Linked DNA regions of Homo sapiens: region 1 is linked to region 2. The links are chromatin loops, found by intact Hi-C in ENCODE. Cell type or tissue: K562. All regions are shown on one strand. Links, peaks and the distances in the headings refer to the core of each region. The heading gives the core; the rest is flanking DNA.

Evidence for each region. Peaks named below come from ENCODE experiments on the same cell type or tissue, not always from the same donor. Only the 100,000 strongest peaks of a DNase experiment are listed, where the experiment ranks them.
Region 1: it touches region 2 in a loop (7-fold over the local background); 1 of 110 quality-filtered maps calls a loop at or near these places.

The regions. Positions count from the first base shown.
Region 1 is chr7:88,751,476-88,768,053 of GRCh38, reverse strand. It overlaps ZNF804B (zinc finger protein 804B), which reads right to left and starts at 8,354. Exons shown (of 4, transcript NM_181646.5): 1 at 7,970-8,354. The coding sequence starts at 8,077. RefSeq lists an enhancer at 7,664-8,208. In K562, for the core only: a CTCF peak has its summit at 9,368; a DNase peak (open chromatin) is centred at 8,583; H3K4me3 peaks cover 1,315 bases.
Region 2 is chr7:88,538,450-88,555,027 of GRCh38, reverse strand. No RefSeq gene overlaps it. Among named protein-coding and RNA genes, the nearest start is that of ZNF804B, 210 kb to the left of the region's middle. RefSeq lists enhancers at 7,980-8,274, 13,652-14,851. In K562, for the core only: a CTCF peak has its summit at 8,114 (motif pointing left); a DNase peak (open chromatin) is centred at 8,097.

The DNA.
Region 1 (16,578 bases), core at 7,656-11,655, 210 kb before region 2:
TTTGCAGACATAAGGATGACAGCAGACTTACCCCAAGGATTTCAATGGATGTGATGGCAATTGATGGATGTAATGGCAGGCTATAAGAGATGCACTTGACCTGTGAAAGGAAATGCAGGACTGAACTCCTTAGTTAAGTCTGTAAGAATATACAAGATATGGCCCAACAAATGAAGGGTAAAAAATTTTTGGGGTAGAGGGAACAGCGTCTGCAATGGCAGAAACATCTGCGAACATGTCATAGTCAAGAACTCTTCAGTATAAGTGGACAATAGTAGAATCATGTGGACGGATACACAGTGAAAGCTGAAAATGTAGGTGAAGGCTGGATCATGCACCTACACTTAAAATATTATTCAAGGATTTTGAACGTTTTTAGAGAATGTGAATGCAAGTAATATGGCCACCTCCATGCCTCTTCCTTTCATATCAGATGAAGCAAATGAATAGGACAAGTCTAATTTAAGGCATGCCTCTATCCTCCCTGTCATTTAAAAAAAGAGGCCCCATGGCCATTTTTGTTTGGAATATGGCATTTATTTCATTCACAAAAAGAAAATGCATATAGCCTTTGCTTGCCAAGGAAGACGTTAGAGAACATAATTATTCACAGCAAAATAAAGAACTGGAAGGGACATATGTGAGTGGAAAGAGGGGAAGCTGACTGTATTTGTCTGGTGCTGAGAAGTACACAGGACAAGTGAAGTGCTGAGTAATAGCTGTGGGAAGAAGGGCAGGGGAAGAACACTGGTAGGTGGGTTCTGAATGGAGATATGGGGAAAGCTGTAAATTCTGAACTAAAGATGAAAGTTACGTGTGGATGGTGAACAGGGGAGAAACTTGTAAGGTTGGGTGAAAGAGCGCACAGAATAGAGTAGTTCTTACCATTTGCGAGGGCTAGTATCTCTGGAGTTAGAAGTATATGCCAACATTTATGTGTGAACCAAAAAAAGATGCTGAAAAACTTGATAATTATGTGAATGAAATGAATAAGGACTGATGGCAAGAAGAATAGAGAGGAAGAAGATTGTTTAAGAAAAGAAAAAACTGGCAATATCCATTTCAAAATAAGCTATATTCTGCCTCTTACACCCACACAAAAGTGAAATAAAATTTGCCAAAAGGAAATTGCCAATTGTCAAAGAAAAAAAGAAAACTGGCAGTCCTAATTATACTTGCTAGAAATGAACAAACTGAATAATCTCTATGAATCATTCTCATTGCTGTCCAGTACAAAATCCTGAGTAGCATCCTTAATTTGGACATTCAATATTTTATTATTGATTTACAACCCAACTTGTTTTCACAACAGATCTAAGTCATGTGAAAGAAACTTTGTACATTAAAACAGCAAAATATAAATGTAAAAATAACGAGAGTCATTGGAAATAGAATCAGAGCTGGACTAGGAACAGGAGATGAGCAGAGAAGGGTATATCATGTTGCTTTTAAGGCCAACATCAATTCCTATCCCTTTGCTAAGCCACAGATTTGTCTCTTCCTCCCAGCCAAAGAAGAAAAGAAAATGATTCAACTATATGGTTATCCTTTTCTGTGAAGAGAAAAATATATTATCAGTTCTTCAGAAGTATATGTTTAGAATTTAGATATCAAATTTGAACAAAATAAGAGATTAGTTGAATACATGTTATCTGAGTGTCATCTCAGGAAAATTAATATCATTAGCGAATATTTTAAAAAGCAAATCAAAACCCCCTTTTATGTTTTATTTATTTATTTTTGAGACAAGGTTTCCCTTTGTTGCCTGGGGGCTGCAGTGAAGTGGCCTTATTATGGTTCACTGCAGCCTCCAGCTCCTGGGCTCAAGCTGTCCTCCTTCCTCAGCCTTCCAAGTGGCTACGACTATAGGTATGAGCCACTGAGCCCAGCTGATTTTTTTCTTTTATAGAAATGTGGTCTTGCTTTGTTGCCCAACCTGGTCTAGAACACCTGGCTTCAAGCTCTGGCTTCAAGGGATCCTCACACCTCAGCCTCCCAAAGTGCTGGGATTACAGGTCCTGCTCCAATTTAAACACCATAATACTCTTTTGTGTTTTTTTATCTTCAATTAAGTTTAGAGTGTCTTAGCTACAACTGAAAATGCTGTCTAAGGTAGAAAGTAATTTATTTTTCCAGAATTTCCTTCCAAGTTTAGTACTTCCAAAACAAGAGAGACTACGTAACTTGGAAATTGGTATATCACTATTATCACTATAACTACACTTTTTCTTGAAAACATATCAAATATTTAATTTCTCTCTCCAGATCTTATTCTCTAAGTAAACCTGATTTGTGAAATCAATCTACAAAAGGCTTTTTCAGCTGTCATTTTATAAGGGCTACTTGAATTTTTATGAAAAACTACATTTGTTATAACCCAAAGGCATTTTCAAGCAAAGTAGCATTTTTATTTCAATTTTTATTCAAATTATTTTATACAAAATATGTTCATATATACCAAAGAATTATGACAATGTGTATCTTGAAAAAATCAACTTCACACTGAAAGGCACTTGATAGTTATTTGAGATATATATTATTGTTCTTGCTGTCTGCTTCCAACACAGCCTAAAACCAACTGGCATTTCAAGCTCTGTTATTACTTAACACATAAAAATACGTATTTTAGTGCATACACTTTATACAGCAAAAATTTCACAGTTACAACTAACATTATGTTTTCTTTTAAGTCACAAATAGTTAAGTTCTATGTTAAATGTCATGCACATTTAGCCTACCCATGATACCAAAATGTTTCATTTTTATTTTAGTTCCAAATTATGGAGCAGAAACCTAAAACAGAGAGTTCATTTTAGTCATATATCTAAAAGAAACTAATCAAGGTATATGAGCCCTCTAATTTCAATTATGAAATAAATGTAGTGTAATCTAATAAAAGCCAAAATTATAGCGCTCAAATACCTATTTAAGTCTTCTTAATATGGAAACTTTCTGAAGTCAAATAAACACAAATTTGTTTAGGTTCTGGAAGGTACCAACTAGCATAGGTGCTAACTAAAAAGTTATTGAAATCAGTTAGGGGAAAGAAGAAATGGCTGTAAAGGCAATTACAAGAAAGGAGGTTGCTTTATATGATACTTGACATAAAAAAGAGAACATGTATTATAAGAATTGTAACTAAGTCGTCTTTATTGAAAACGTCTGAAAATTCCAACATGAAAGGTAGTATTATGCATTCATGAATTCAAGAAGAGGATGCAGGTGACTTCTCTACAGGAGGGCATGTCTTCATAATTATATTTTGCACTTGAAAAGTGCATCACTTTAAGAGCAATTTTGAAAGTCTTTAATGTGTATTTATTAGGCATAATGAAAATATACACAGTCAGATATTATAGGCATTAGAAAAAAAGGACAAGGGTTTAACTGCACTCATTTCCTCATTTAAGAAGTTCTCTGGATGGATGGATGTATCTTCAAGGTAGTTCATCTCTTCTAGAACTTCTTTCATTTATAGATATACATTTGTAATTTATCAAGAGAATTCTGTAGCAGATTGTTGGTCCATTTAAAATGCTTGTTTGTTTATATTCCACATCCTCCTATTAGCCAATTTAATCAGCTATACAACTTAAGATAAGATAACATAAAACATTCAGCGACCCTGATTTTTCACTTTGATGACAATCCCCAAAATTTCCTTTATACCCAATGCATTAAGACAATAGGCATTCCCAGAAAAAGATATTCCAGGATGTCTAACTATGGTGCTCCCAGGAATAAGCACTTCTTAAGAAATATAACCTTATCTAAACTTCAAAAGAGTAATAATAAGCTAAATATGTACCACAGATAAAATATATATCTACCATTATTATTAACATGTAATCAATAGGTATCCCGAATGATAGTCTCACTATTAACGGCACTACATTCGAATATAAACTTGAGATGCTATTTCAGATCACATAACTAAAAGTCAAGTCAAATATATTTTTCTTATTACATAGAAGCTATTTGTTTTATTGAATTCAAACATGGTGATAGAACTTAGAAGTTCATGAACACTGAATTAATCTATAGACTATGTTCTCAATGAATAGCTTAATTACTGATTAAGTTATTAAATTTAATTATTAAATTGAGCAGCCAACTTTTCAGAGCAGCCCATGTGGACTGGCTTGCTGGGTCCCCTAAGTGCTCCCAATTATTAAAACAAAGTTTTACCATTAATATATTTGATGGTAGAAGACTATATAACATAATATATAAAAAACTTCTTTGGCTTGAGCACAGATAGCAATGTGTATCTATCTATCTATCTATCTATCTATTTTTCTGTCTATAATGTATATATGTGTATCTCATAATGATTTTTAAAGTCATCATGTAGTCATATTATTTTAGAGTTTAGATAGAGTCGGGGATAGGTATAAATTGTGGTAGAATTTAGAAAATGCACAGTTTCTAAAAATAGAGACTTTTATCATTAAGCACCATAAAATCCTCTCTCATTTTTCTTTTTTTTTTTTACTTTCTTTAATATGTCCCTGGATTTAAAGTAGTATAAACTATCTCTACTCAATTATTCCCATTTTAATTAGGTTTAAAAAGCAGTATGCTATTTTTTCACACACAGTCTCTAAAAAGAAGAAAGATGCAATAGATAAAAGACATTACCATGTTTTCACTTTGAAGATAGAAGCTGAATTTCACTCTGGGATTTTCAGTTTACTGATCTGCAAAAACTGTTTGGGGGTAAAATGCTTTATTTCTCAAATAACTCATTAAGAATTTATTACAACAATTCCATATAATGATTCAACATGTTTTCTAAATTAAATCCTTTGAAATAAATATAATCATTCTTTTTTACTTTTAGCTTAAAATTGCATGTTTGGATTTTACAGACATGTGATTTGAACATAAATGTACACAACTACTTTACCTATATAATTGAAGAATTATGTCTATAGGAAAGTGAAATGTTTTATCCATAATATCCAGATATCAGATATCCATAATATCAGAACTACAAAAGAAGAAATCCTTATTATGTCAAAAAGGGATTGTAGCTTTCTCCTTTCTGTAGCAGAGGTAGAAAGTAGTCTTAACCAATAATTGTTTTATTGAATATTAAGACCATGTTCTACATGCAAACAGTTCTAATAAAACAGAAAAATGTGGAGCAAAAGTAATAGGAGAGACACTTGGATAAAAAGGGCAAAGACCAAAGTTGAAGTATTGGAAATCTTAGTGAAAGTTAGTTAAGTCAACTAAGAATATCTCTATACTAAATAAACTGAGTTTCAGTGAGTGGAAATAATTAAAGTCATTGATGTAAAGGTCAATTTTAGGTCATTCCTGGCACTAAATTTGAAAAAAAAAAAAAGTCAGAGTAGCTATGTTTTTTTAAGGAAATAGATGAATGTATTTTATGGATCTCTGAGTTTAACATTTATACTAAAGGAAAAAAATCAATAAAGTTATGTCAACCTGAAAATAACTGGGGAATGTGTATTGCTGAATTAAAAAAAGATCTATAACCACAGTTTACAGTTTCATATTTTGCAATTAATTAGTAAGGAAGGCAAACACACATTTATCTAGATTAGGAAAGTTTTCAAGTGTGTAAGGGTCTAAGGTCCAGAAGGTAGTGATCCACTTCACCTTAGGGAGAAAGGCTAAGTGTTATGTAATGGGAAGAGGACCTCAACTTGTTGGAAGACTCATCTCAACCACCTGCCAATGATAGAGAATGAATAAACACAAATTTTCATACAGTGCCCAGCTCACATGAGAAACTATTCAAATATTGAAAAAGCCATGCAAATTCCATAATAAAATGTAAAAGAAGACCAAGTAAATCAAATAGTGTTGAGAAAGTACATATATCATTTAATTTAGATATTTTTAAATGATGCATATGTAATTTAAGTACATCCAAATGTGTAAATAAATATTGGAGAGAACCTTCCAGTGAGTCAAAGTGTAGATCCTAGATAACAAAGTAAATTAATTTGTACTTTAGTAAAAACCAGCCCAGCAGTGAATAAAAATAGTGCCCTGAGGGTGGGGAGTACCTGGTGAACCCTGGTCAACCAGCACAGCCATGTGGTCAATGGGCTGTCTTCTCCCATCCACATTCACACATCCAGTCTCTATAGTGTCAGTCAGGCTCTTGGGAGATGACTGACCAAAGTGGGAGAGAAAGGACACTTTTTGACCATGTAACAGAAATTCTTCTGCAAGCCCTACAGATTTGGGAAGATGAACACCATAGTCTAACCAACTTGAATAGAACTAAACCGTGTAAGATTATGAAGCAATTCTCCCTTTATACTGAGAAGTCTTAAGGCACAAACAGTACAATGCCCTACCCAATTTAGTTTTCCATAACCAAAAGGAGGGCAAGGGAGACAGGCACGGAGATTACCAAAGCGTTGAAAAATAATACCTGTGAGAAAGGCAGAACATTGTATGTTTTCTAGATGAAATAGACTTAAAGAAGAATTTAAAGGATTTAAGTTGGCTGTAAGAAAGATTCTCCTGGCACTGTGAGTTGTTAAACATTAAAGTGGTTTGCTGAGACTGCAGGAACTCCAATTCTGAGAATCTTTAGAAATGGGAAAGATTCAGACCTGCTACTTAGAGGGACTGAATGTGGGCTTTATTAAACTAGAACTCTGCAAGTGCCTGCTAACCCTGTGAGTTTAATTGTTAAGTACTTATACAAACAGTATTTTCCATCTAACAGTTCTGACTCAGTACTGTATACAGTTGTTGGGGGGAGCAGTTGCAACAACCCACTTTTTATAGTACATAAAAGCATGTGAAGGAATAGTTTGTCATGAGGAATCCTAGTGATATCTCTGGGCACCTGTACTTTCTGATCTTAGATTTCTCATGTAAATTACATATAGCATTTATTAATAATCAAAGGCTTTTATAATATGTTGCAGTTTTGAATAATTCATGCTAAAGAAGCATTAAACCATGATGGAAAATATCAAACATAAAAAAATTAAAGTTGGGCAATTTCAGTTTTCCCTCTTGATATCATACAGACTTAAATACTGTTTTTTATATGAAACCTCAAAAGTTGGTCTTTAAGTTTGGATACTTAGTCACTAGTAGTCCAAAACTAATATATATATATATTTATTATATATATATTTATTATATATATATTTATTATATATATATATAAATTACACACACATACACATTCACACACATTTTCTTGAAACATATTTGGAGCCTTAAAACATAATAGCATGTACCAAGAAATGAATTAATAATGTATTTAACTCATATAATCTGGATGAAATTATTTTATAAAAAGAATGTGAATAAACTGAATAGTAACTAAATTGAATAGTTTACTAAGTTAAAAAGCAATCACGTTAATTGCATGTTAATATATTTGTATATTATACAATAAATTATCCAACTCAGATTTCCATAAAGAATTCTCTTACTTCCCCTTAAAGAATGTGCATAGTTGAGCATTAGATATAATCAAGTTTTCACTACCTATAACTTTCCTTTTGCCAATGATTTGAGGGAAAATCTTTGAGTTTTTCTCACAAAGTAACAGTAGCATTATTAAACTAATCTCAACTGATGACTTTACAAAAGCACATTATAACGTGCCACTCAAACTTTCTACACTGCTCAAATCAGCAGATTCGTAAGTTGACATAGCACAGAGGAGCTACCTTCTGAGCCCTGCAGTTGACTGCATTCAGTAAGTATTTACATCCGTAGCACTATAGATCCTACTGACTGAATTGAAAATACACATGTAAATACACACCCCTCTCTGTGTCACAGTCTGTCAATAAATTGTATAAACGGACACGATGTATCTCCATACCTATGGATAAGGTATACGTTTTAGATGTCCACCACCTACTCATTGTATCAGGATACTATCTCTCAATATCTTTTTGTTTGTGTTGAGTTGGAACGTTTGTGTATGTATGTGTGTGCGCGCGCACATTACCGGAGAGGGAGATCCGTTCTTGCACAGGGGTCCCCTGAAGACTCCTTTAATGCCCCGGTAGTGCCCATTGCTGAGATGTCTCGAACTGATGACCAGGTAACAAGCCATGTGGGTCCGGGCGGAGGCGCAGAGTCTCAACTCCTCACCAGGCGACCAGCCGTGGAAAGCGGGCGGGTTTCTCAGCGGCAACAGCGACTACCACCTCCCGAGAAGACGCGGCCAGCAGGACGCAGGGGGAGGCGGTGGCAGCGCGTCCCTGCTCCGCGCCCCGTGCGGGGCTCCTGCTGCCGACAGCTGCTGCTCTGACAGAGGCGGCGGCGGCGACAGCACAGAGCACGGAGGGGACCCGGCGAGCCAGTCCACATGCTGCTCTGACGAGGTGGCTGCTCAACCGCGGGCCAGCGATATATTTATTTAAGGACAACTTCCAGGGTCCACCAGGGAATCAGGAATTCCCCCGCCCCTTTCCTCCCGCCCCCTGCCTTCGCGCCTGGCGCCTGCCCGGGGGATGCTCAGGCGCGGGTACCCATCGTCCGGCCGGGGGCGTCCTGGGCTGCTGGCTGCAGTGTGAAGATCCAGCAGCAGCCGCCGCCACCGCCGCTGCTTTGTGGGGAGAGTGGCGGGGAGTCCTTGGGAGCGCCAAAGCGCTGCCCCCGCTGCAGTCGGGAGAGGGCGGAGGAGGAGACGGGCGGGCCGGGGTGAGGACAGGGAGTTGGGGACGCGGCGACCTGTGCTTGAGGAGGGCAGTTAGCGCCTCTGCTGGGAGCTGTGGGCTCGGGGCTGCCCAGGAGGCTCAGGTGTGCTGTGGGGCGAGGCCAGGAGGTGACAGCTGCCGCTGCAGCCGCGGGGGGCTCTCGGGGCTGCAGGACCCGCCTCTCCCACCTCCCGGCCTCAGCCGCCCAGCCCCCCGGTTCTTCTGCCCTATCTCTGAGCCAACTTTCTACTGTTTGGGAGTCACCTGGGAGGACTGGGGAGGCTGTGGTGGAGGAGATGGGCAGGAGGAGGGCGTTTTCTTTACTCTTTCGTTGCCTGCTGGCCTTCAGCTTTTCTTCAGCGCTCTGGCTGACGGCGGCGTTGGCAGAAGCAACAGCTCCCCAGCCGGTTGCAAGAATGAGCTGTGCAGCCACAAATAGGGCAGACAGATTAGATGCGCCGTGGTAGGGAACGCACGGACGAGGAAAGTTTTGGGCAGAAAACTTATATAAGGTATAGAAACGAGACATGCATACGTATATGTGCATATACATGCACGTACCCAGAGTTATGAAGATTCACTTACAAGCCTTTCTGTATCTTAGCGAGGCACATATTTTTGGTCTCTATAAGACCTCTGTGCTTTCAAAACCCCCAATAATCACCCCTCTCAGAAGTGGTTTTTAACGGACCTTATTTCGTTTACCGTAATTTAAGCCACCAGGGAGCGAGCTGCACTGAGAATAAAAAGACCTGGGCAGAAATGTGCTCTGAAAGGAGAAGATAGCCCTCCCAGGGTTTGGAGACACCCTGCACTCTCCTCCACCCCGCGGTTGCTTAATGCGGTTCTGCAATCCATCTCTGCCTCACCTCGCCTTGTCTGTGCCTGGGAGAAGGTAAAGGTTCACCTCCTCTCAGTCTGTTGCTTCAGCGCTGGAATTGAAAGGCTACCGCCAATGCGCTAATTCTCCCCAGTATTGTCCTCTCCTGTCTCCCACAATGCCCCATTCGCATCCCGGTTGACATTGACACAAAAGCAGAAACAGGTTAAAAGGAAAAAAAAACTGTTAATTTAATTTTTCCTATTCAGGCAACTCATAAAATTCTTAAGCAAAAAAGGAACAAAAAAGAATCTAATTATAACTTTTGTAACTACCCAATAAAAGCTTGACTTTTTGTTTACATCATTACAATGGCTTAATATCCTTAATATTTTATTTAAAAAATACATAGATGTACTTCTCATTTTAAAGGTTTTATATAGTCTTTTAAAGTGTTTGCAAAGCTTCTGAGTATATAAGGGAAAAATGCCAATTCCTTGCAAACCTTCAGAATAAAAATTACTGAAACTGGGATAGTGCAATGTAAATCTCAGGAATTGTTTATTTTAAATAAATTGTTGGTAAGAACTTTTGAAATAAAAATAAATTTATAGAGCAGTGGCAGCAGATGCAACAGATCCATCTTCTCCTTTCTATTGATGTATTTAACACCACAACAATGGCATGTTTAACAACGTAGTGTTTGTTCAACTTACAGCTGTAAAGTGTTTCCTGAAGCTGAGAACAAGTAATATTACTAGTGTATAGACATTAGATGTATTTTATACAAAGAAAACAATGTATTTGCAAATAGTAAAACTTCAAAAATAGGTGAAATATTGACCAAAAAATGAATAAAGTGGAATTTTTGAAGAAGATAGTGTGGCTCAGTTGATAGTTACTATTTCACTCTGGATAAATAAATGTAGGTAGCAAACAGCATTGAGGACCAACGCATAAGCAACTTAGAATGGATTAGAAAGATGAATGATGTCATTTCTGTAAATAACAGCCCAAGGGTACTATGTCTTCTTCATTGAGCAAATATACTTCCTAATACTGCTTAATTATTTTTACGAATCAGCCATATTTTTATAAAATGGAAGGATGGATAAGAGTAATCAAAATATAAAATTCAAACACACTATTCTGTTTTATATCTTATTCAAAGTACTTGTTAGCTATCCTGACATTCTTGTTCATTAGACCATTATCCTGTGTCTATTTGAGTTTTTCCCAGAGGAAACAAAATAATCTACTTTTTATAGTAATGTTTCAAAGACTACTGTAATTTTGCTGAATTTCTTAAAAATTTTTAAATTTCGAAATACTTTTCCTTTAGAAATGGATAATACAGAATTTGTTCATTTGCCATATTTTAAGCATTAGATTGTCCTTTTCTTTCTAATTTTTGCCATTCATCTTAAAATATTGAGGCAAAAAATTGGCACAATTGTCACATTTATCTAGTTTTAAGAATAATTCTAAAAACAAACAGAAAATGAAAGCAACTCCCTTCTTTTCCTTGCCAGATTGTGACTGATATCTATCAGTGTGGTGTCGTCATATTTCACAGCTCCCCAGTTTTGCTAGCATATATTTTAGATGTGGCTCACCAAATGTAAATAAAAGAAAGATGTGTATATTTATTTACATAGTTGCTAAAGATATCAAGTTGCTCAGTTGTATTAACTTTTCTCTCTACTAAAAGAGATACTTTCTTTCCAACTCCAGTAATTAAAAATTTTCAGTGAAAAGTGAAAGAAAATTGGAAATATGTCTATGCCAAATGAGTTTTAGATACGAGTAAAATTCTATTACAGCAAACATTATGAAAAGCAAATATCATGTGCAATTTCACAAGGTCCATTTATTTAAAACAATATTTTATCTGATGAGTCCTCATTCCATGGAAGAGGATGTGAATGGCAAAGGGCATGGACTTCAGCCTGCAACCAAGTTGATATTTCCATATATTTCCAGATTCATAGCTGTGTCATAGATGATTGACACAGTGAGAAGTCCTCTCTTCTATTACCTTTATCAACATATCTTAAATACACCCCACACCTCTATATCCCCTGCCTCCACCTTAGTCCAAACCAGTATTATCTTCTGCTTGGGCCATTGCAATATCTGCCTAACCAGTCTTCCTGCCTCCAGTGTTGCCCCCATACACAATTTATTCTTTATATCCAAAGGCCATAGTGATATTTATTTTAATATATTATATCCTAGTACATCGCTATTTAGCCATCCAATGATTTCATATCACACTCAGAATAAAATCCAAACTATACTCTGTTTTAAAAGTCCTGTTCTATCAAGTCCCTGTCTGCCTCCTTCTTCTGCCTTCCCCTGGGAAATCCCTGTGCTCCTCACAGTGTTCCTCAGGCACATGCAGCTTTTCACTGCAGAGTCCCTTTTCCAGCTCTCTTTTTACTAGAAATCCTCCTATCTGCATGTCACAAGGGAAACATATTCTTGTCCTTCAGGTCAGATATAAAGGTTGTCTCTTCAGAGAGGCCCTTCCTTCTGACCAGTGAAGCTAATGGAGCTACTTAGAACCTGGAACTTTTTTTTGTTGTTGTTAAATAAATTAATAGACTTTATTTTTTAGAGCAGTTTTAGGTTTGCAGAAAAATTGAACAGAAAGTACAGAGAGATCCTATATCCCCTTACTGCTCCAGCAGACAGGTTTTTCTATTATTAACATCTTGCATTTATGTAGTACATTGTTACAATTGAAGACCCAATGTTGATATAATATTATGAACAAAAGTTCATGGTTTACATTAGAGTTCACTCTTTGTCTACAGGTTTTGACAAATGTATAACAACACGTATTAACCATTACAGTATCATACAGAATAGTTTCACAGCACTAATATTCCCTGTGCTCCATCTGTTCATCCTTCCCTGTCTCCCTCTGAATCCTTGGCAACCACTGATCTTTCTACTCTTTCCTTAATTTTACCTGTTCAAGAATGTTGTGTAGGTGGAATCATACAATAGTTAGCTCTGTCACACTGGCCTCTTTGATTCAGCAACAGACATTTAAGTTTCTTCCGTATCTTTTTAGTGGCTTGACTATCTCCTTAATTTTTGTTAATGAATAATATTCCACTATGTTAGGGGTTGAATTCTGCACCCCCCACCTAAAATGGCAAAGTCCTTATCACCTGTGAATGCTACCTTATTTGGAAATATGGTTTTTGCAGATGATCAAGTTGAAGTGATGTCATTGGGGTGGACCCTAATCCAAAATGACTCTTGTCATTATCCAAAAAAAAAAAAAAAAAAAGGTTTGGGAAGGATTTGAATGCAGAGACAGAGGCACAAGGAGAATGTCATGCGAAGATTGTAGTCCTTATGCCATGAGCCAATGCCATGAACCAAAGAATGCCAGAAGATTGCTAGCAAACCATCAGATGTTAGGAAAGAGACAAGGAACAAATTATCCTTCAGAAGAACCAACCCTGCCAATACCTTGATTTCAGACTTCTAGCCTCCAGAATTGTGTTACAATTAATTTCTGTTGTTTAAGGCACCCAATTTGTGATACTTTGTTACAGCATCCCTAAGAAACTAATGCACCACAGTTTATCTATTTACCTACTGATTAATATTTTGGTCACTTTGAAGTTATGGCAATTATGAATAGAGCTGCTATAAAACATTCATATGCTAGTTTTTGTGTGGACATAAGTTTTCAACTTATTTGGCTAAATGCTAAGAAATACAATTGCTGAATCTTAGGTTTAGTTTTGTAAAATATTGCCAAATTGTCTCCCAATGTGACTGTGCCATATTTCAATCCCACCAATAGTGGATGAGAGTTCCTTTTGTTCCATGTGCTCATCAACATTTATTGTTGTCAGTGTTTTGGATTTTGACAATTTAAATGGATATGTAATAGCATTGCACTGTTGTTTTAATTCACAATTTCCTAATGACTTATGATGTTGAACATCTCAATATGCTTATTTGCCATCTATATATCTTTTTTGCTGAATTATCTGTTCATGTCATTTGCCCATTTTTAATTAAGTTGTTTGTTTCACTGTTGCTAACTTTTAAGAGTTCTTATATTTTAGATACCAATCCTTTATCAGATATGTTTTGCAATTATTTTCTCCACGTCCATGGTTGATCTTTTCATTCTTTCAACTGTGTCTTTTGCAGAGCAGATATTTTTAATTTGAGTTCAACTTACCAATTTTCTCTTTCCTGAATCATGTTTTCAGTGCTCTATTTAAAAAGTCATTACCAGACCCAAGGCCAACTAGATTTTTCTCTGTATTTTCTTCTAGGGTCTTATGGTTTTGCCCTTAAAAGTAAAGGGCAAAGTCTATTATCCTTTTTGAGTTAAATTTTATAAATGTGGAAAGTCTGTGTCTAGATTCTTTTTCAATTTTTTTCACGTTGATCCAGTACCATTTGTTGAAAAGACTATACTTTCTCCATTAAACTGCCTTTCCTCTTTTGTCCAAGATCAATTGACTGCATTTGTGTGAGCTATTTCTGGGCTGTATTCAATTCAATTGATCTATTTGTCTATTCTTTCACAAATATCATACTGTCTTGATTACTATAAAAACTTGTTTAGCAGCTTAAACTACTGTATATTTTAATATTTGCTTGTACATTTATGTATTGACTTATTATTTTTGAATTACAAGTCCATGAAAGCAGAGAATTTCTCTATTATGTCCACTTCTATGGTTCCAACACCCAAAGCAATATGGGGATATATATGTGTGTATATATACATATATGTATATATATGAACACACATATATAGGACAAATTCTGAAATTTAGGTTATGATATTTTTGCCTTTTTACATCTGCATCCTATGAAACATCTAATCAAATTCCACTGATTCTACTATTTAAACTCTATTTAAGCTAATTCCACTATTATTAAATTCTCACTTTCTCTATTTAAAGTCTCAACTTCTCCTCCCAGATATGATGCTTTATATCCTGCCACTTAAAAAATGAATTATTGTAAAAACTATGCATTCAATTACATTAAAGTTTTTATTACTTGGTAGTCAGAGATTTGGCATTCTTAAGTATGTATCATCCAAAAGGGACCTTCGTTGTCCCTTAAACTATTGAACCTGTCAGGCAAAAAACTCTGGTAGGTACAGCTCATAAATTTAAAAAAGGGAGACCTTAGATCAGGCTCTCACACTAGGCACCAACAGAACTGGGCTGGTATTATGAACCTGTGAAGTAGGTTGGTGTAGGAAGCAACAGGGACCATAGTAGGCATCTCATGGGAGTAGCTACCATGCAGCCTAAGGTATATGAGATCTCAAGCAAAATGTTGCAGGATCCTCCTACTACTTTAAAAGAAATTAAAAATCCAGATTTTTCTATAAATCCTCCTAATATTTAAATACTGGTAACTAACAGAGCATCTTTTTTTTTTATACTGTGGTTTTTCTTTTGATCACAAATGAAAAAGCAAACTGCACTGGGAAAACATGCAGACAATATAGAGATACAATAAAGAATTTATGCCTTGAATATAAAGAACTTATATCTTGAATATAAAGAACTCCTACAAACCAATAACAAAGAAAAACATTAAAAAAGAAAAGAAGAATTTCAAAGGCACTTCACAAAAGAGGATATTGAAACTCTTAATATGAAGCATAAGAAAAGATGCTCAATATATTTTTTCATCAGAGAAATGCAAATTTAAAAAGCAATGACAAATCTCAACCCACCCTTCAGAATGATTAAAACTAAAAAGACCAAACTACAAAATGATGACCAGGATCTGGAATTATCTCACATTGCTGGTGGGAGTTTAAATTGGAAAAACATGCTGTATGATAGATCTCTTGAAGTTAGTCCTCCTATCTAAAACTCTGTATCCTTTGACCAACATCTCACCAACTGCCCACAACCACTACCACTCCAGCCTCTGGTCACCACTTTTCTACTCTCTACTTTTATGAGATCAACATTTTTAGATTCCACATGTTAGTGACATCACGTGGTATTTGTCCTGTGCCTAGCTTATTTCCCTTAACATAATGTCTTCCAGATTTATCCATGTTGTCACAAATGACAGAATTTCCTTCTTTATTATGGCTGAATAATATTCCACTGTGTATGTGTAACACATTTTCTTTATCCATTCATCCACTGACAGACACTTAAGTTGATTCAATTTCTTGGTTACTGTGAATAATGCAATAAACATGTGAGTGCAGTTACCTCTTTAACATACTGATTTTATTGCCTTTGGATGTATATACCCAGGACTGGGATTGCTGCATCATATGGTAGCTCTATTTTTAATTCTTTGAGGAATCTCCATGCTGTTTTCTATAGTGGCTGTACTAATTTCCATTCTCGCCAACAGTGTACCTTTTCTTCACATCCTCCCCAACACTTGTTATCTTATGCCTTTTTTGTTAATAGTCATTCTAATAGGTGTAGGTGATATCTCATGGTGGTTTTAATTTGCATTTCCCTGATGATTAGTAAGGTAAAGCCTTTTATAAATCTACCTGTTGATTATTTGTATGTCTTCTTTTGAGAAATGTCTATTCAAATACTTTGCCAATTTTTAATCAAGTTATTCGGGTTTTTTTCCTATTAAGTTGAATTCCTTATATATTTTGGATATTAAGTTTTTATCAGACATACGGTTTGCAAATATTTCTCTCATTCCATAGGTTGTCTCTTTACTTTTTAATTATTTCCTTTGCTGTTCAGAAGCATTTTAGTTTAATGTAATCCCATTTGCCCATTTACTTGTTGCCTGTGCTTTGGGGGTTATAGCCACAAAAATCATTCCCCATATCAGTGCCACAGAGCTTTTCCCTTACGTTTTCTTCTGGTAGTTTTATATTATAGTTTTGGGTCTTACATTTACTAATCTGATTTTTTTTTATATAATATGACATAAGGATCTAATTTCAAATTTTAGTATTGACAAATGCTGAGAATGGGTTTTAAATATTCTTACCACAAAAATGATAACTGAGGTAATGCATATATTAATTAGCTCCTTTTAGCATTCCATAATGTATTTCTATTTCAAAATATTATGTTGTATACAACAAGT
Region 2 (16,578 bases), core at 5,815-9,814:
AAATCCTCCAATTAAAAGACACAGACTGGCGAATTGGATAAAGAGTCAAGACCCATCAGTGTGCTGTATTCAGGAAACCCATCTCACGGGCAGAGACACACATAGGCTCAAAATAAAAGGAAGGAGGAAGATCTACCAAGCCAATGGAAAACAAAAAAAGGCAGGGGTTGCAATCCTAGTCTCTGATAAAACAGACTTTAAGCCAACAAAGATCAAAAGAGACAAAGAAGGCCATTACTTAATGGTAAAGGGATCAATTCAACAAGAAGAGCTAACTAACCTAAATATATATGCACCCAATACAGGAGCACCCAGATTCATAAAGCAAGTCCTGAGTGACGTAAAAAGAGACTTAGACTCCCACACATTAATAATGGGAGACTTTAACACTCCACTGTCAACATTAGACAGAGCAACGAGACAGAAAGTCAACAAGGATACCCAGGAATTGAACTCAGCTCTGCACCAAGTGGACTTAATAGACATCTACAGAACTCTCCACCCCAAATCAACAGAATATACATTTTTTTCAGCACCACACCACACCTATTCCAAAATTGACCACATACTTGGAAGTAAAGCTCTCCTCAGCAAATGTAAAAGAACAGAAATTATAACAAACTATCTCTCAGACCACAGTGCAATCAAACTAGAACTCAGGATTAAGAATCTCACTCAAAACCGCTCAATTACATGGAAACTGAACAACCTGCTCCTGAATGACTACTGGGTACATAACGAAATGAAGGCAGACATAAAGATGTTCTTTGAAACCAATGAGAACAAAGACACAACATACCAGAACCTCTGGGACACATTCAAAGCAGTGTGTAGAGGGAAATTTTTAGCACTAAATGCCCACAAGAAAAAGCAGGAAAGATCCAAAATTGACACCCTAACATCACAATTAAAAGAACTAGAAAAGCAAGAGCAAACACATTCAAAAGCTAGCTGAAGGCAAGAAATAACTAAAATCGGAGCAGAACTGAAGGAAATAGAGACACAAAAAACCCTTCAAAAAATTAACGAATCCAGGAGCTGGTTTTTTGAAAGGATCAACAAAATTGATAAACCGCTAGCAAGACTAATAAAGAAAAAAAGAGAGAAGAATCAAATAGACGCAATAAAAAATGATAAAGGGGATATCACCACCGATCCCACAGAAATACAAACTACCATCAGAGAATACAACAAACACCTCTATGCAAATAAACTAGAAAATCTAGAAGAAATGGATAAATTCCTCGACACATACACTCTCCCAAGACTAAACCAGGAAGAAGTTGAATCTCTGAATAGACCAATAACAGGAGCTGAAATTGTGGCAATAATCAATAGCTTACCAACTAAAAAGAGTCCAGGACCAGATGGATTCACAGCCAAATTCTACCAGAGGTACAAGGAGGAATGGTACCATTCCTTCTGAAACTATTCCAATCAATAGAAAAAGAGGGAATCCTCCCTAACTCCTTTTATGAGGCCAGCAACATCCTGATACCAAAGCCGGGCAGAGACACAACCAAAAAAGAGAATTCTAGACCAATATCCTTGATGAACACTGATGCAAAAATCCTCAGTAAAATACTGGCAAACCAAATCCAGCAGCACATCAAAAAGCTTACCCACCAGGATCAAGTGGACTTCATCCCTGGGATGCAAGGCTGGTTCAATATACGCAAATCAATAAATGTAATCCAGCATATAAACAGAAGCAAAGACAAAAACCACATGATTATCTCAATAGATGCAGAAAAGGCCTTTGACAAAATTCAACAACACTTCATGCTAAAAACTCTCAATAAATTACGTATTGATGGGACGTATCTCAAAATAATAAGAGCTATCTATGACAAACCCACAGCCAATATCATACTGAATGGGCAAAAACTGGAAGCATTCCCTTTGAAAACTGGCACAAGACAGGGATGCTCTCTCTCACCACTCCTATTCAACATAGTGTTGGAAGTTCTGGCCAGGGCAATTAGGCAGGAGAAGGAAATAAAGGGTATTCAATTAGGAAAAGAGGAAGTCAAATTGTCCCTGTTTGCAGATGACATGATTGTATATCTAGAAAACCCCATTGTCTCAGCCCAAAATCTCCTTAAGCTGATAAGCAACTTCAGCAAAGTCTCAGGATACAAAATCAATGTACAAAAATCACAAGCATTCTTATACACCAACAACAGACAAACAGAGAGCCAAATCATGAGTGAACTCCCATTCACAATTGCTTCAAAGAGAATAAAATACCTAGGAATCCAACTTACAAGGGATGTGAAGGACCTCTTCAAGGAGAACTACAAACCACTGCTCAAGGAAATAAAAGAGGATACAAACAAATGGAAGAACATCCCATGCTCATGGGTAGGAAGAATCAATATCGTGAAAATGGCCATACTGCCCAAGATAATTTACAGATTCAATGCCATCCCCATCAAACTACCAATGACTTTCTTCACAGAATTGGAAAAAACTACTTTAAAGTTCATATGGAACCAAAAAAGAGCCCGCATTGCCAAGGCAATCCTAAGCCAAAAGAACAAAGCTGGAGGCATCACGCTACCTGACTTCAAACTATACTACAAGGCTACAGTAACCAAAACAGCATGGTACTGGTACCAAAACAGAGATATAGATCAATGGAACAGAACAGAGCCCTCAGAAATAACGCTGCATATCTACAACTTTCTGATCTTTGACAAACCTGAGAAAAACGAGCAATGGGGAAAGGATTCCCTATTTAATAAATGGTGCTGGGAAAACTGGCTAGCCATATGTAGAAAGCTGAAACTGGATCCCTTCCTTACACCTTATACAAAAATCAATTCAAGATGGATTAAAGACTTAAACGTTAGACCTAAAACCATAAAAACCCTAGAAGAAAACCTAGGCATTACCATTCAGGACATAGGCATGGGCAAGGACTTCATGTCTAAAACACCAAAAGCAATGGCAACAAAAGCCAAAATTGACAAATGGGATCTAATTAAACTAAAGAACTTCTGCACAGCAAAAGAAACTACCATCAGAGTGAACAGGCAACCTACAAAATGGGAGAAAATTTTCACAACCTACTCATCTGACAAAGGGCTAATATCCAGAATCTACAATGAACTCCAACAAATTTACAAGAAAAAAACAAACAACCCCATCAAAAAGTGGGCAAAGGACATGAACAGACACTTCTCAAAAGAAGACATTTATGCAGCCAAAAAACACATGAAAAAATGCTCACCATCACTGGCCATCAGAGAAATGCAAATCAAAACCACAATGAGATACCATGTCACACCAGTTAGAATGGCAACCATTAAAAAGTCAGGAAACAACAGGTGCTGGAGAGGATGTGGAGAAATAGGAACACTTTTACACTGTTGGTGGGACTGTAAACTAGTTCAACCATTGTGGAAGTCAGTGTGGCGATTCCTCATGGATCTAGAACTAGAAATACCATTTGACCCAGCCATCCCATTACTGGGTATATACACAAAGGACTATAAATCATGCTGCTATAAAGACACATGCACAAGTATGTTTATTGCAGCATTATTCACAATAGCAAAGACTTGGAACCAACCCAAATGTCCAACAATGATAGACTGGATTAAGAAAATGTGGCACATATACACCATGGAATACTATGAAGCCATAAAAAATGATGAGTTCATGTCCTTTGTAGGGACATGGATGAAATTGGAAATCATCATTCTCAGTAAACTATCGCAAGAACAAAAAACCAAACACCGCATATTCTCACTTATAGGTGGGAATTGAACAATGAGAACACATGGACACAGGAAGGGGAACATCACACTCTGGGGACTGTTGTGGGGTGGGGGAAGGGGGGAGGGATAGCATTGGGAGATATACCTAATGCTAGATGACGAGTTAGTGGGTGCAGTGCACCAGCATGGCACAGGTATACATATGTAACTAACCTGCACATTGTGCACATGTACCCTAAAACTTAAAGTAAAATATTAATAAATAAATAAATAAATAGCAATTGAAATATACATTTAAAATGCATGTTATAATATGAAAAAAAACTGCTAAATTATGACCAGATGTGTAGAATTCTTGCTCTGTACTTAAAAAAAAAAAGGACTCTTTTACGTTTATGATTATCATGTTTTGTTTCTGACTGCATAGATAAGAAGAGATTCAAATTGTTATTGAAATGTCTGCAAATAACACATTGTTTGCGGGTTAATTTTTTTATTTCTCATGATTCAAAGCCATGTTTAATAATCATTACATTAGTTTATGCTTTTCAAATGGATTTTTGAAGTACTAAATACACATAAGAATTTTGATCTGATGAAGAGAAAATGAACAAAATTTGCAGAATTATTTAAAAAAAAAAAGAAAGAGAATAATACCTTCCTCATCTTTCCATCATAATCCAATTACTTACCTTGTTAGAGAATACCTTAGGAGACCCTGTCCTGTCTTCTGGTGAGTTACAGCATTTTGGTTTTTGTTTGTTTGTTTTTGCTTTGTTAGAGACAGAGCCTTGCTTTGTCATCCAGGCTGGAGTGCAATGGTGCAATCTCAGCTCACTGCAACCTCCATCTCCCAGGTTCAAGCGATTCTCCTGCCTTAGCCTCTCAAGTGGCTGGGTCTACAGGAGCACGCCACCAAGCCTGGTTAATGTTTGCATTTTTAGTGGAGACAGGGTTTCGCCATGTGCAGGCTGGTTTCAAACTCCTGACCTCAAGTTATTCACCCACCTCAGCGTCTCAAAGTGCTGGGATTAGAGGCATGAGGCGCTGTGCCTGACATCTCAGCATTTTGAAACATTCATCTCAACATCTTGGTACTGGGTGATTATAGTAAAGCCAAATATTAATTCTTAAAATGAAAGAATTACAATCATACAGTCTTTCCTCTATCTATATCTCAAATCATGGAGGACTACAAGTGACTTCAAGTAAAGGAGCAAAAGGAAAAGAAGGATCATTGTTGTGTGACAAAATGACACTTTGGCTTGGGAGATAAAATGTCCTGTCTTTGGCTTAACCTCATATAACGGGTAGAGAATAGATTCTCAAGTCCACAGCTCTTTGAGTTGGGTATCTAGCAGAGCTCATCCCATTCTAACTGAACATACTCCTTTAAGCTCCTCAATAGATGGCATTATCCAGAAATTTATACAAAAATAAGGAAAAGAGTGGTTATGTAACTTGTCCAAAGCTACACAGCTAGAGAGTGGGGGAATGAAGCTCAAACATAGAACTGTTTGACATTAAAAATGTTCTTGTACTCTGCACCAAGTTATGATTTAAATTTAATATAAGCATTGAGGAGAACAGCAGCTTTCACCTGAAAAGGGAATAATATTGGTGTGCACAACAGTACCTAGAGACAGCATCAAGACACCCCATGGTAGGGTATCAAGAGAGGCTGAAGCACAATAAAAGATAAGGCATCAGAAGTAGTGAAAAGTACAAAGAAAGGAAAATGAGAAGGCATCAATAGTAACTTCACCTTTTCCCATTTTGTTAACCCTATGCATTATTTCAGTTATGCCCTTAACAATACCATATAGTGTGGTTTTCCCAGGATAATTTATACCTATTGTCCTGCATAATTATTAGCAAAAATTTTTTATTTAGATTATAATTTATATGTCCACTCTATTTAGACTGGAACGATGTGTATTAGCAAATGATTCTTTAGAGAAAAAAATGTATCTTATGAGAAGGATCCCTTTTAAGTTGGGTGTAATTATAATTAAATGGTAACCAAAAATATTTTGTGCAGCTATCATTTAAGTAACTCTGTAACTCATTGGCTTCTACTTTTTAGTAAATCAATCCAACTAGGATGACTGTTTTGTGAAGAATCCTTGAACTCATAGAAATATTGTTATTCTCATTTCAGAAAGTGGTCTCTCTGGTCTGGGCATATTGCCCACATTCACAGGTAATTGTTCTCCATCTATCACACTTACATGATTATGTAAATGGTAATTCTATGTTCAGTATAAATTTTCACTTATGCTTTCAAATATGAAATAAAGCCTGTTTAGAGAATGAGAAACTACCAACTCTGATTCTTAAAGTTTAGTCCCCAATTTACCTTGTATTTATATCTTAATTTATATATGTGGTAAAATAAATGGTGACAATGTTTTTAAAATGAAATGGGCTAAAATATATTTAACTGCCTGCAAAAGCTAGATAAAATTTCTAAGTTTGTTTAAATGTTATATAGTTACAGTTTATAATAAGTCATACTTTGTCAAACTGCTACACAAAAATATGTTATCTAGATCAGGCAAAAGGAGCCTTTGGGCAGAGTTCAAGGTAAATTCTGATTGTGCATGTCAAGTCACTGATAAACCTAAGAGAGGAAATTGGGAAATATAGGTGCATATCTCCCTAAGAGATCTCTGTAAGAAATGGAGTCTCTCCTGCCAACATCAGATCACTAATTAACTATGCCACCTTGGACACATCATCTCACTTCATTAGAGCTGTTCCTTCATTTACAGAATTAAGATTTGTGGTTTAAGGCTTTTCTGGCTGTAAAATTCTAGAAAATATAATATTTTGACCACAGTTTGAAAAAAAACTCATTATTGTATGTTAAGCTTTTTGAATCCTGAATAAAAGAAATCAGTATGACTGTAGGACATACTGAATGTTTACTGTGCATCAAACACTGTGCCAGGTACTCTCTTTATGTTGTAGCTTTTGATACTTAAATAATCCTGTGAAGGGCTGAGGAGGAATGCTATACCTGAGAACAAGACACTGCTACAGGAGTTAAGAAGAAATCACTTAGGCAGGTAGCAAGGGTATGGGAGTCTTCAGTAAGGCTTTCTTTTTAATGAAAAGCAGCCCCAAACCATTTTCTAACAAAGAGCAGCCTGTAAAGTCCAGCTGCAGACGCAGACAAGCAAGCTGGGAGTTTGCACGGGTGAATGCTGGCAGGAACTAGGGACTAGACATGTTCAAGATGGCAGCTCCATCTTCCCTCTCTGCCAGCCATGTGTACAGTAAGGAGCAGACAAGATGGTGCTGGCCAAGGGGAAAGTTCATTTCCATTACAGGATTAGGGTGGAGAGACCAGCCTTCCCCACACACTATGTAAACGTCATACCTGATCAAACCAATCCATGAGCCCTACATAAATCAGACACCACCTCCTCAAGCTGAACTATAAAATCTGGCACATGTGCCACCAGCTGGTCTTTTCCACTTTTCCACTCAAAGAACCCTCTCTCTAGAGAGAGAGAGAGCTGTTTTTCTTTCTCTTTTCTTCTGCCTATTAAACCTCCACTCCTAAACTCCTCATGTGTGTTCATGTCCTAAATTTTCCTGGTGAGAGAAGACGAATCCTGGGTGTATACCCCAGACAATGTAGCCACTTCATATGGGGGACCTCGTCTAGGATACCAAAGCACAACATTCACTGAAACAGTGAGTAGAGGAGCGGACTCCAACTTTGTCCTCTGTTTTCAGGGCTCTCAGCCTCTATTTTAGAAGCAAATCAAATCAATAATGGGCATCCGTTAGCCAGTTAAAAACACAGCATGGCTGTCATTCTTAAAGACTTGCATGTGAGGCTCGCTGGGGAGAACATGGAGAATCCCCCAGTACCCACGAGTTCCTGGGCATATTAGCTATGTTTGAACCAGCTTACTTTCATGGAGGACTTAGATGTTACGGGGGGCTGGAAGAGGTTTTGAAGTGACTGAAGATTTCTGGCTGGGGCTACTCCCCAGTGTTATCCAAAGGCTTCTAGACTGACCCCAGCCTCCGACCACCCAATGGGGTGCCAGCAACAGGATCTCCAACTTTCCTATCATAATTTCCTCCTTTCCTATCTGCAACCACCATATCTCCTATCCTCTCTGTGTATGCAATGTGTGGGAAGTTTTACAGTTCAGGGAAGTAATCTTGTTTGGCAAGATCAGGGAATGTCGTAGTAACCAGGGATATAACTCAAAGGGTGTCTTTGTGATTTTCTAGGAAGAGAGGGTCCCCCCTCCCACAGTGAGTATCACTCTCTGCCGTTGGTCTGGAGAGCACATGGAACTTCCAGGTCTCTCTCTGCCCTTGGTCTGGACAGCACATGGCATTTCAAGGTCAACAGCACCACCTAGTGGAATAGGGATCCTCTCCATGAGGCACATTGTAGGTCCTTTACCAAAACACTCTAGCTTCCCAATTCTCTTCTTTTTTTGCACTTCTCTACTAGAAATCAGGCTTCATGTTGCTTCTGTAAACTGGAAAATTCTGCCTTCAACAACTAGGAGTAAAATATCCTCCAAAGCCAAATTTTAGTCTCTATACTGTCCCATCAATAGTCATTTAGTCCCTATGTTATTTTAAGGCACCTATTCTGCCTCCAATTAGAATGGTACTTAATTAGTAAGGGAATTTTAAGTTCAGAAGTTAACCAGAACCATTCTCTAAGGGTGAAGGCTTTAGCATGGGCTATAACAGCAGTATATAGAGCTCAAACTAGCACACTACCTCTGTTAAGGAGGGAAGTGCAACAGTTGCCTGAATGCAACTGTCACATTGTCTCTCCCAAGATCCTTTTTTTTTTTTTTTTTTTTCCTGAGGAGCCAGGTAGGTCACAAAAGTCTAGGAAGTCAAAGGGAAATCACAGGCAGAGGACTAAAATCACATGGATGACTATGACTAATCCCAGTCTCTTAGTTCCTCTGTTTCCACAGCTGGAGGTCATGCCTGCAACCATGGGCAGCACATTCAACAACTTACCGGCACCCAGGAACCATGGAGAAAAAAACCAGCAGCGGGGACACCCCCACTGTCTTCCCATCCACCCTGGGTCGCAAGAAAAGTAAGGAGACTAAAGGAATGCCTTTTTCTCACTTCTCTTTCTAAATGGGTAACAGACCATCTTCAGCCTGCACCCCTCTGGAGTGCATTCTGAAACACAAGGACTCTTTGACCCTGAGACTTTGAACAAAAAGCAGTTCATTTTCTTTTGCATGAGGGCATGACCTTCTTATGCTCTTGAACCAGCCTGACCTTTGGAAGGGAGCCTTAATTTTAATATTATCCAACAATTAGATCTTTTCTGCAGACAGGAGGAAAATGGTCCAAGGTAACTTATGCATAGGCTTTCTTTGCCCTGCAAGACAACCCAGACTTTGCAAGCATTGCACAATCAACCCAGCCCTTTTAGCAATCATATCTGGCAGGACCAAACTGAATGATTCCCCAAGACTAGAAAAGCAACTTCTGGGGAAACCATCTGAGGCAGCTGTTGGGTATCCCAGCCCTTCTAGTTCCCCTTATCTGGGGCCACTTCCAACCACACCACCAGCTCTTCTACCTCCACCATCTCCAAAATTTCCCACTCCCCGACCTTCACTCTTACCCCTACAGGAAATGCACAATGGAGGTGATGTCACTAGGGTTCAAGTTCCCTTCTCATTTTAGGACCTCGGGCAAGTAAAGGGAGACTTAGGCCAATTTTCCGATGACCCTAATAAATATGTAAAAGCCTTCCAAAATTTAACTCGGGTATTTGACCTCTCATGGAGGGATGTTACACTGCTCCTAAGCCAAACCCTAGGTCTAAAAGGAAAAGAGAAAATAGGAAAGGGAAACACCATTCCCAATAGAAGCAGTTCCTCTTGACAACCCTAACTGGAATCCCAGTGGTGCTACAGATGAATGGAAAAGAAAACATTTTTTAATGTGTGTATTGGAGGGCCTATAAAGAACTAGGGCCAAACCCCTTAATTACCCTAAACTGTCCATGAGAAGAAAATACTGCAGCCTTTATGGAATGACTGAGAGAGGCACTAATAAAGCACACAACCCTATTCCCTGAGTCAGTGGAGGGACAATTCATCCTAAAATACAATTTTATTACACAGGCAGCTCCCAATATTAAAAGGAAACTGCAGAAGCAGGCTATAGGACCAGATAGTACCTTAGAGAACTCTCTGAAGGTGGCCACCTCAGTCTTTTATAATAGGAACCAGGAGGAGAACCAGGAGAAAGAAAGGAAGAAAAGGGAAGGACAGAGGCTCTAATAGCTGCTTTGAAGCCTGGCAAAGTCCAGGATCCCCAAGGTGCATCCACTAGTTGCTATCAGTGTGGCAAGTCAGGGCACTTTAAGAAGGAGTGTCCAGGTAGCAAGAAGAAACCACCATGACCCTGTTCAGCATGTGGCAGGGACCACTGGAAATCAGACTGCCCTTGAAGATGAAGGTCACTGGGTTCAGAACCAGTCTCACAGATGGCCCAACAGGACTGATGGATCCCAGGGTTCAAACGCCTGGCTTCAGCAGCTCAAGCTGCCATTACAGCACTGGAGCCTGAGATGATTCTGGAAATTGAAGGAATGAAGGTAGATCTCCTTCTGGACACTGAAGCCAGCCTCTCTCCTTTCCTCTCTAATCCAGGCCTCTGCTCTTCTTATAACACAACCATCAGGGGCATCTCAAAAAAAACTCTAAATTGATATTTTTCTCAACTCCTTAGTTGCAGATGAGGAAACCTAATGTTTACACATGGCTTTTTAATCATGCCAGAAAGCCCCACTCATTTATTAGGTAGAGACGTTTTAGCTTGCATGAGGGCCAGCATCCTTATAGCCCCAGGACAATAGCTTTGTCTCCCACTGGTAGAAGCTAATATCAATCCGTAAGTGTGGACAACTCAAGGGAAAATTGGTCAAGCTTTAACCACTAGCCAGTTCAGATATATCTTAGGGATCCCACTTCTTTTCCTAACCAGGAGCAATATTCCCTAAACCCAGAGGCTAAGAAAGGGCTAGAAGCTATTATTAATAACCTGAAGATACAGGGTCCTCTCAAACCCTGTAACAGCTCCTACAAAAACCTAATATTAGGAGTGCAAAAACCCAATGGGTAATGAAGAGTAGTTCAGGACCTCTGCCTCATTAATGCGGCCAAAGTCCCAATCCATCCAGTAGTACCTAATCGCTATACCTTGCTGACCCAAATATCTGAGGGAACTAAATGGTTTACAGTCCTAGATTTAAAGAACGCCTTCTTCTTTATACCATTACATCTTTACTCTCAATACCTGTCTGCCTTCAAAGATGCCTCTGACCAAACCATCCAGTTAACATGGATGGTGCTGCCTTGGGGATTTTGAGATATCCTTCATTTGTTTGGACAGGCATTATCAAAAGACCTCACTGAGTTTTCACATCTTCAGGTCAAGATTTTGCAATATGTGGGTGATATATTGCTCTGTACCCCAACTGAGGAAGCTTCTCAGGAAGGCACTGAAGCTCTTTTTAATTTATTAGCTGACAGAGGATATAAGGTTTCAAAATCCAAGGCCCAGCTTTGCAAAACCTCAGTGAAGTTTCTGGGTTTAGTGCTGTCTGAAGGGACCAAAGCATTAGGGGAAGAAAGGATTAAGCACATTTCCTCCTTCCCCCTCCCCAAACCCTCCAGCAACTAAGAGGATTTTGGGGCATTACAGAATTTTGCAGGCTGAGTACAGTGAGATAGCTCATTTTCTGTGTCACCTCATAAGAGAAACTCCATCAGCTTACAACTCATCTCCTAACCTGGGAACCTGAAGCTCAAAAGGCCTTTAACCAGCTAAAGCAGGCCCTACTTAAGGCACCAGCTCTTAGCCTTCCCATAGGAAAGGCCTTCAATCTCTAAGTATCAGAAAGGAAGGGGATGGCCCTGAGAGTCTTAACGCAGACCTGAGGACAAACAACAGCCAGTGGGTTATTTGAGTAAGGAACTTGATTTGGTGGCTAAAGGATGGCCAGCATGCCTCTGAGCCATTGCCCCGGTGGCCCTACTGGTCCCAGAAGCCTCCAAATTAAACTTGGGAAATGACTTGACTGTTTATACCCCACATAATATGGCGGGTTTCCTGTCCTCTAAGGGAAGCCTTTGGTGAACAGACAGCAGTTTCCTTAAATATCAAGCTTTATTGTTAGAGGGTTCCACCATCCAGTTAAAAACTTTCTCTGACTTAAACCCAGACACTTTCCTCCCTGAGGGAGCTGGGAAACCTAAATGTGACTGTGAACAAGTCGTGGTACAGATCTATGCAGCCAGGGAAGATCTCAGGGAAACTCCCCTAGAAAAATCCAGATTGGACCCTCTTCATGGATGGAAGCTCCTTTGTAGAGCAAAGAATCCATAAGGCAGGATATGCAGTAGTCACTCTGAATGATGTTATTGTCTCTCTCTCCAGGCACAAGTGCTCAACTAACTGAACTGACAGCTCTTACACTTGAGTTAAGCAAGGGAAAGGTAGCTAACATTTACACTGACTCAAGTATGCTTTCCTAGTTCTCCATGCTCATGCTACCATTTGGAAGGAAAGGTACTTTCTTACCACCAATGGGTCTTCTATTAAATACCATCAGGAAATTAACAAGTAATTATCCTCAGTTTTCCCTCCACAAGAGGTAGCAGTGATGCATTGTAAGGGACATCAGAAGGGAGTAAATGAAATAGCCTAAGGAAACAAGCTAGCTGATCAGGCAGCCAAGTCAGCAGCAAGGAAGTCTTATGACATCAACACACTTCAAGCCCCTCTACTCTGGGAAGGCTCCATAAGAGAAATCTAGCCTCAGTATTCCCCTGCAGAAATAGAACGGGCCACTTCTCAAGGGTATACCTTCCAGCCCTCAGAATGGCTGTAGTCAGAGGATGGCAAGGTCCACTTGCCAGCCTCCAGCCAGTGGAAAGTCTTTAAATTCCATCACCAAGCTTTTCACTTGGGAAAGGATAAAACTTATCAATGTGCCCAAAGATTGTTTTCAGGAGAGAACTTACTAAGAACAGTAAAACAGGTTGTTAATGCTTGCGAAGTCTTTCTTAATAGTAATCCCATGAACAGACAGTCCCTTCCTCCTCAAATCCAAAGGATGGGATGCTCTCTAGGGGAGGACTGGTAGATAGACTTCACCGACATGCCAAAGATGAAGGACATCCAATACCTCCTGGTATGGGTATCTACATTCACTAACTGGGTAGAAGCATTTCCATAGCATACAGAAAAGGCCTCTGAGGTAGTAAAGATGTTAGTTAATGAAATTATTCCCTGTGTTGGTCTACTTAAGTGCCTCCAAAGTGAAATGGCCCCTCATTTGAAGCAGCCATCACACAGGTAGCCTCAAAGGCACTAGGTATACAGTATCATCTCCATTGAGTTTGGAGACCCCAGTCCTCAGGAAAACTACAGAAGACAAACGATGTCATCAAAAGACACCTCAGGAAACTGTCCCAAGAAACTCATCTTCCTTGGGTTACTCTTCTTCCTATGGCTTTACTGCAGGTAAGAAACGCCCCTTCAAAGTTAGATCTAAGCCCTTTTGAGATGCTGTATGGATGGCCTTTTCTCACCAATGATTTCTTATTAGACCAAGAGACCTCTGAATTGGGCAAGCATGTAAACTCTCTGGCTCGTTTTCAACAGGAATTAACTCAAGTAGCAGAAGCCCAACCCCAAGAAGTAGGACCACCTTTATTTAACCCAGGATATTTGGTATTGGTAAAGTCTCTACCTTCTCTCTCTCCTTCTCTAAGCCCAAGCAGGGAGGGCCTTACACCATTCTCCTTTCAATGCCCTCAGCAGTAAAAGTTACAGGTATTGATTCCTGGATACATCATGCTCAAGTTAAAGCCTGGAAAACTGAGAGAGCAATCCCCGGCAGCCCAGCGGAATGTCTTGGATACCAATGTGAGGAAATAAGAGACCTGAAGCTGAAAATCAAAAGAGATAAGAAAATGAGCAAGGGCTACTCATCCTACTCAGTTCCAGTCATCCATTCAGTCATCCAGTCATCCAGTCTTTGTACAACTGGTTAGTTCCACTATTAAGCCTCCTCTTGCTCATGTGTTTTATATTAATGTTTGGACCTTGTCTACTCAATACTATAATTTGAATTGTTTCCTCTCACCTAGAAGCAATCAAACTCCAAATGGTGCTACAGACTTAACCACACATGACACGCCTTTCTTCCAAGGACACTTAGATCAACCCTAGAAGCCCTAGCTGCTGTTCCCCACACAACACCCCTTTTCAGCAGGAAGTAGCCAGAAAGAGTTGTCGCCCAACACCCTCTAACAGCAGTTAGGGTTACCACTCCTGAGAAGGGGAATGATATCGAAGCTGATATGGTTTGGCTGTATCCACACCCAAATCTCATCTTGAATTCCCATGTGTTGTGGGAGGCACCCAGTGGTAGGTAATTGAATCATGGGGGCAAGTCTTTCCCGTGCTGTTGTCATGATAATGAATATGTCTAACGAGATCTGATGGTTATAAAAAGGGAGCTTACCTGCACAAGCGCTCCTTTCTTTGCTTGCCGCCATCCACGTAAGATGTGACTTGCTCCTCCTTGCTTTCTGCCATGATTGTGAGGCATCCCCAGCCACATGAAACTGTAATTCTAATGAAACCTCTTTCTTTTGTGAATTGCCCAGTCTCTGGTAAGTCTTTATCAGCAGTGTGAAAACAGACTAACATAGGAGTTAAGAAGAAATCACTTAGGCAGATAGTAAGGGTATGGGAGTCCTCAGTAAGGCTTTTCTTTTTAATGAAAAGCAGCCTCAAAACATTTTCTAACAAAGAGCAGCCTGTAAAGTCCAGCTGCAGACATAGACAAGCAAGCTGGGGGCTTGCACGGGTGAATGCTGGCAGGAACTAGGGACTAGACGTGTTCGAGATGGTGGCTTCATATTCCCTTCTCTGCCAGTCACATGTACAGTAGGGAGCAGACAAGATGGAGCTGGCCAAGGGGAAAGTTCATTTGCATAATAAGATTAGGGTAGAGAGACCAGCCTTCCCCATGCACTATGTAAATGTCATACTTGATTAAGCCAATCTGTGAGCCCTGCATAAATCAGACACCACCTCCTCAAGCCAGACTATAAAATCCAGCACATCTGCCACCAGCTGGTCTTTTTCACTCAGAAGGCCCCTCTCTCGAGAGAGAGAGAGCTGTTTTTCTTTTGCTTTTCTTCTGCCTATTAAACCTCTGCTCCTAAGCTCCTCATGTGTGTTTGTGTCCAAAATTTTCCAGGCACGAGATGACAAACCCTGGGTATATACCCTAGACAATGTAGCCACTTCAATACTGAAGAGGAAATAGACCAAATAATTGCCCAAAACTATATAATTAGTAAATGGAAGCACCACTACTGCAGGAACATACCAGGAAAGCCAAGAGAATCAACAAACCTTTTGAAGGAGGTGGATTGCTGCTGCAGGCTCCATCAAACAGCCAAGGAACTGTGAGCCTGCCTGCTTTCTCCACAGGGAGGCTTATGGTCTAGGGCAAGTTTTCAGCTGGGGTTACTGGCTGCCTGGAAATAGACTCAGTGCTGTTGTGGGAGCACACTGGGAGTGAGACCAGCCTTTAGGACTGCAGGCTACATGGGAGGAGGGTGAGGCCTAAGCCTGCTGGCTTTCCCCCATTTCCTTGGAAACCTGCATTACTTAGCAGAGGCAGCCAAAATCCCCCTGGCAATATAACTCTATTGGACCGCGAACCACACCACCAACTCCCACAGTAGCTATAGCAAGCCCTGTCCAAGGAGAGGCTGAGCTCAGACACCACCAGGTGGTCTTTCTCTACCTGCCGTGGTAGCTGAAGACAAAGGTCATAATGTCTTGAGAGCTCTATGACCCTGCGCGCTGCCAGAGAAAACTGAATACTTAACCAGGTGTCCACAGGGGAAGGCTGAATTCTCCCTTAGGACCGCAGCTGATGCTCTCTTGAAAGCGTGACCTCCTGGCTGTAGGCCAGCTAATGGAAAACCGGCACACTTAACGAAAACACAAACAAGTACCCTCATAGAGTCCACCTCACTCTCACGCTACTTCCACCAGAGCAGGTGCTGGTATCCATGGCTGCAAGACCTGAAGATGGATCACATCATGGGACTCCTTGCAGACACCCTCAAGTACTAGCCCAGAGCCTGGTAGCTTCACTGGGTAGCTAGACCAAGAAGAGCAAAAACAATTACTACAGTTCAGCTCTCAGAAAGCCCCATTCCTAGAGGAAGGGGAGAACACCACATCAAAGGAGCACCCTGTGGGACAAAAGAATCTGAATAGCAGTCTTTGAATCCCAGATCTTCCCTCTGACATAGTCTACCCAAATGAGAAGGAACTAGACCAACAGTTCTAGTACTATGACAAAACAAGGTTGTTTAACACCCCCAAAAGATCATACCAGCTAACTAGCAATGGATCCAAACCAAGAAGATAGCTCTGAATTGCCAAAACAATTTAGGAGGTTGATTAATAAGCTATCAAGGAGGTACCAGAGAAAGGTGAAGTCGAACTTAAAGAAGTCAAAAACATGATACAGGTATGAAAGAAAAATTCTTCAGTGAAATAGATAGCATAAATTAAAAAAAACACAACTTCTGGAAATCAAGAATACACTTACAGAAGTACAAAATGCACTGGAAAATCTCAGCAACAGAATTGAACAAGCAGAAGAAAGAACCTCAGAACTCGAAGACAAGGCTTTCAAATTAACCCAATCTATCAAAGATGGAAAAAAGAATTTTTAAAAATGAAGAAAGCCTCAAAGAAGTCTGGGACTATGGTAAGCACCCAA